2 separate regions of the Homo sapiens genome follow, and region 2 is linked to region 1. Evidence: chromatin loops called from intact Hi-C (ENCODE). Cell type or tissue: MCF 10A. All regions are shown on one strand. Links, peaks and the distances in the headings refer to the core of each region. The heading gives the core; the rest is flanking DNA.

Region 1 (2,813 bases), core at 265-2,764:
TCAGCACCCTTACAGTCTGGCAGATGAGCCAGGGGGTGCATAGGAGTGGAGGGTGCTGAGGACCTCTATGGATCGTTGGGAAATGATCTCTGTTCCTTCCCAGGCTATTTCCAGACCCCAGGCCCCAGGGAGGGCAATTGGCTGCTATCCCCTTTCTTCCTTCCCTCCAAGTTCCCCAGCTCGAGATGCTGTTTTGGGAAGGGAAAGGAATGAGGTGGCTTTTGTCCCATGCTGAGTCCTGCCGAAGGTTGCAGGTTTCAAACTTCTCCAACAGTGCTTCAAGTTCTCCCCAGTGCTGAGGGATATGGCAGGAGTTCTGGAAGGCTTAAGGAAAGAAGGGTGAGGTGGAGGGAGAAGAAGAGAAGTGTGAGTTTCTGCTCTAGATGTGAAGTTCAAGGATCCTATCATTTCAGCAGTGGCTCTCATACACTAAAGTCAGAGTGGTCATCTTTTCATTCATAAGCCTTTCATTTGCAATTGGATAACATTATCTTTGCCTGGCAGGAGGCAGAAAATGCCTTCCCACGAGATATGAGGTTGCCCTTTGTGCTGTGATGATGGTGTTGGAGTGTCCATAAGGAGAGGGGAGGAAGAAGGGGAAAGGCCTAAAGTACCCAGTTGGTGTTAATCGGGACATCTCAGGCAAGACAAGTCAGATGTTTCACCTGCTCCAAAATATCTGGCCTTGCTCCCCCACTCCCTGCCCTCCTGGAATGCTTTCAGAATTTTTGCACCTCTGGAAGTGGGAAGATCAATATTTTAAAAACCTCATCCGAAGCTCAGAGACCCCCTCCACAGCATAGTAGGGGATTTATGCGCTGGTGTTTTGACAGTTTTCCCTGTGACTGATGCAGAACTCAGTGACCTTCACTGGCTCCGTGAACCAGCGGTGGCAGTGTCGCTATGTGCTGAGAAGCAACAGTTCAATTCCATTCCAGAGATAGTTTTACTTCACTGGTAACCAAGTCATTTCTCTAAGTCCCGTAGAGTTGGTACAATCAGTCACAGACCATCTTGGGAGCTATTTGGATTAAACATACTCTGTGGTGCGGCATTTTGATCACTACTCAGTTCATTGCTGCTTCATTTTGAAAAAGAAACAACATCTTAAAAATACTACCCACAAGAAGTATAAATGGCTTTGATGGCTACAGTTCCCTGCCATTCTACTGGGACCATAAGCCCCACTCTTAAGAGTGGGCTTCTTTTGCCTCCCATTTAATTGTATGCAGACTCCTACGGTGAAAGAAATCAGAATCTGTGCTAACTTTTTGGCATGAAAAACGTAGGCGACGAGGAAGCATATAAATGCATTCTTTGCTGATTCTACCCCCATTTTGTACAAACATGTTTGCCCCTTCCCAATTTTCTTGTGTACTAAAGCTCCACCTTCAGGACACAAGTTCACATTTGAAAAGTGTGGGAAATACGAACAACTGAAATAAATATTTAGGCATGCGGGTTCTGTATCTCTTTGATCACTTTCTCTTGGACACCACCGTCTGGCCCAGGGGTGCAAGTCCCTTTGGTGACAAAGCTTCCCTCTCCAACTGGCCGAGCCCATCTTGTTGGGTGTCACTTATAGCACATTTCGGAACTCCTTGTAACACAACTGGCTGAAACCCAAAAAAAAAAAAAAAAAAAAGAAGATGGTGCAGATTTATCCTCCAGACAGAGGCCTGCTACCACGGAAACAGGCAGTTCAGACCGATTCTGAGCAGTTTTATTTGCAGCGTTCACTAGATGGGAAAGTCTTCATAATGAGAAAATATCAAGTCCCTCAGGCACCGAAGGCAATCTGGGTTAACCAGGCCATCCACAATCAGACTCATTTCTGGTGGACAGGACTTTATAGATTCAGTGGTTTCCTGCTGGGGCCCAGGACATTAAGAACTGTTCAGTAGGCAATTGGTCACAGTCACAAGATGGCTATCATTGGTGCTTCAGTTTTCTTTCTGATTTTCTTTCTTTTTTTTTTTTTTTTTCATCTGACAGTGGTCTGTAGCATGACTTGGCTGGCAGAGATTGAAAGCAACTGAGAATATTTGTTCTGGTGGTCAGTGAATTCTCTCTAAGCCTCATCTACATAGCTACAACCCCCTGTGCAGAATTTGGAAATACCACCCAGTGGGTGGAATAGTACCTGTATTGTCCTCTTAGGTTTTAAGCAGACCACTTCTTCCTCCACAGTTTTGCTGATATCTATGTGGTCTTCCACATCGAGGCCCTTATCAAAGCTCCCAGGCCCTTTTGGTGGCTGACAGGAAAAAGAAATGAGCCAGTCTTCTTTCTAGTCTGCTGATGAGTAGATGGTTGAAAAAAGATTAGAGGAAGAGCTGTTTAATAAGTTCGCATTGGTGCTGAGAGATGAGTTGGACACAGTTCAATCAACATGAAAAGTCTCTCTGACATGGCACAGTTAAGACGTGGCTGAAGGAACTCAGTGCCTCATCCTCTCTGCCCACCCAACATGGCCCCAGACGATTGCTGGGCATTCTTATGCTTGGTGATAGTGCCCCCATGCCATGGTTTAAAGTGAGGAAGGCTTGTGGTGTTCCTTCAGTAGGTGGGACTTGGGGGTCACTCCCAACATTACAGTTGTCATCTTTTTCTTTGTCATGATTTAATAGCTCATGGTCATTCGCCAGCAGAGTGCAAATGTACACTGGAGGGTGGAGTGGAACGTACAAGAAAATGACTCTTTACTCAAAGTCCAATGACTGTCTTTAAGCTAAATAAGAGCATTCACTCTGCTTTAGGGAGGGATGAGCTATTGCCTAAAAAGACATAACATAGCATAGCATAGCATAGCA
Region 2 (2,813 bases), core at 135-2,634, 290 kb before region 1:
TTGTTCTGTTAGGAGTTGCTGAAATGGCTTGAGTTGGTTGGCCTCCAGTCAGGAAGTGGCAATTTCAAGAGAGGAGCAGCTGCGGTAGTAGAAGGGGGATATAATCTTGCCCTGCATTGGCAGGATAAGTACTGGGGTTTCTCAGATGATGGACAGGCCCATAGAGCTCCCGAGAGTTCATGTCTTTTGTCTTTGGAGTTTTTTGGCTGTCTTGTGGCATTTGCAGCAGTAAACTGCTTTTTTCAAAGGGTCTGTCTCTCTGTTTTTTTGTGGACAGTCATGCAGAAGTATCGTTAGAGGACAAATGGGTATGCTCTAGCAGTAACAAACTGGGGGAAACTTAGTAAGTCCTGTTTGTTCAGATTCCTCTTTGTGTCTTCTCTCCTACAGGTATAGGGAGGACACCTCTGGATTGAGGATCTTATGACCTACTTTAGAGGAAGGTGAGATAAACCTTCTTGCTTCTGCTTTTTTCTCAAATGCCAAGGTGCCATATTTTGGGTAGTCTGTCTTAAATCCCATCTTTGAGCTTCTGTTATAGAGAGAACATGTAAGTAGAGGGGGATTCATAAGCAGAGAGAGGTTAGGAACTAGGGTGCAAATTTCAGTGTCATTCAGATAAAGTAATAGATGAAGCTTTGAGAGGTGCAGCTTGACTTTTCTTACAAGATGGGAATAAGGGACCAGAGAATAAGGAAGAGTATTTAATAATTTCAGTTCAAGTGAAGGGACTAGTATAATGCTTTATACAGGTTGAGGATCCCTAATCCCATAATCCAGAATGCTCTGAAATCTGAAACTTTTTGAACACCAACATGACACCGTGTGGAAAATTTCAAACCTGACCTCATGTGATGGGTTGCAGTCAAAATGCAGGCATACAACACGCAGTTTATTAAGCACCTTCAAGGGAAAAATAAAATTACCTTCAGGCTATGTGTATGTATAAGGTATATATGGAACATAAATGAATTTTATGTTTAGACTTGCGTCCCATCCCCAAGATACTCATTATGTACATGCAAATATTCTAAAATCTGAAAAAATTCAAAATCTGAAATCCTTCTGGTCCCAGGCATTTTACATAAGGGATATTCAACTTGTATTTACAGTTAGTAAAGTGCTTTTGCCTACCTAATATTGTGACATTTTTAAAAGTTTGATTTTTCAACCTTAACTTTTCAAATGTATTATTATACTTGTACACATTAACTCATTACTATGGTTTTGAGCTTTCCTATTTTCTAAACCGGTTTTCTTACGTCTCTGCTGTAAAAAATATTTTCTAAGATAATTTGTATAACTTGAAAAGTCTTACCACAAGGTGTCATTGTAACCTATAAAAAGAATTTCCATGTAAACATTTGCGTTATCATTTGTACAATTTTTACATTTTTTTGTGTATAAACATTTTTTTGTTTCATATCTCTTATTTTTTAGTTGTATCCTAATAGATTGTGTATCTCTTGTATTAAAGGAAAAAATAAAATAGCTCATGTTCTTGAGTTCTCATATTTTTGCACAAACATATGCTTTCCACCCACAAATTCTTTAAGAGTGTGTTGCTATAGAGATGATTTGTTTGAAGGAAAGAATGAGGAGGAGTAGCAGCAGGTGGACATTTAAGGAACAAAATCCTTATTTTATGTCTTTGTTCCCGACAGAGCCAGCTTTAGAGTTTGCCCCTCTGCTTATGAAATCCCTATGGAAAAAAGGTAGTTATTCTGAGTGTTTTACAGTGATGGTATTTGCAGTTTACTAAGATTCATTTGCCAAAGGTCAGTGTACAGGATTCCTCATTCTTATGTAGGATTAGTGCTTGAAGTAATTGTAATCTTTGAAACAACCTTTCTTTCACTTTAACTGGATTCCATTTTAGTGTTTATTCTTTGCTTTCCTATCTTGGTTTCCTGATAGGCCTTTTAACTAGTGACATTAAAATACTTTTTGCTGGGGGATGGGTATAGGTATCTAATTATTAACTCCTGCTCTTGCTGCCCCCAAATTAATTTTCTTTTCTTTTCTTTTTTTTTTTTGAGACAGGGTCTCACCTCGTCACCCAGGCTGGAGTGCAGTGGTGCGATCTTGGCTCACTGCAGCCTCGACCCTCCTGGGCTCAAGCGATCTTCCCACCTCAGCCACCTGAGTAGCTGGGACCATAGGCACATGCTACCACACCGGGCTAATTTTTGTATTTTTCTTAGAAACAGGCTTTCACCATGTTGCCCAGGCTGTTCTTGAACTCCTGAGCTCAAGGCATCTGCCTGCCTTGACCTCCTAAAGTGCTAGGATTATAGGTATGAGCCACTGCGCCTGGCTTCAAATTAATTTTCAAGATTATTGACTACCTGCTGCTACTGTCTTAGTTAAGGCCCTCATTATTACTTTCCTGGACCTTTGATCTCCTTTTCTTTTTCTCTTTCTTCTATTCTTCCTCCTCAAATCTATCCTCTGCAAATAAACGACTTATTTTTCTGAAATGTAAATGTGAGTCTACCCCGTAATGTCTTCTATCCATCTAAAAGTTTAAAATCTTTCACTGGCTCTCCAAGACCATGGAATAAATTCCAGTCTTCTGCATGTGGCCTTCTAGGCCCTACCTTACCTCCCCAGGGTGTTCTCCTCTCCTCTGCCCTCCACCACTAATGTTCTTCTCCTTAATCTCCATTATTTTGCACTTGATGTTTCTTCCTTGCATCCCTTTGTTAATTTTAGCTGCTGCTTTGTGAAGTTTTCCCTGGCAGCTTCACTAGCAGAATTAGGGTTCTCTCCCTTGTCCATTCATACTACTGGTAAATATGTTATAATATTTT

The links. Hi-C counts contacts between places; a loop is a spot of excess contacts. Peaks named below come from ENCODE experiments on the same cell type or tissue, not always from the same donor. Only the 100,000 strongest peaks of a DNase experiment are listed, where the experiment ranks them.
Region 2: it touches region 1 in a loop (10-fold over the local background); 80 of 110 quality-filtered maps call a loop at or near these places.

The regions. Positions count from the first base shown.
Region 1 is chr12:94,144,420-94,147,232 of GRCh38, reverse strand. No RefSeq gene overlaps it. Among named protein-coding and RNA genes, the nearest start is that of PLXNC1, 2.8 kb to the left of the region's middle. In MCF 10A, for the core only: CTCF peaks have their summits at 1,229 and 1,446; no DNase peak of the experiment used is centred there.
Region 2 is chr12:94,432,905-94,435,717 of GRCh38, reverse strand. CEP83 (centrosomal protein 83) reads left to right here. Exons shown (of 17, transcript NM_016122.3): 2 at 391-443. Among named protein-coding and RNA genes, the nearest start is that of CEP83, 26 kb to the left of the region's middle. RefSeq lists an enhancer at 165-214. In MCF 10A, for the core only: a CTCF peak has its summit at 1,328 (motif pointing right); no DNase peak of the experiment used is centred there.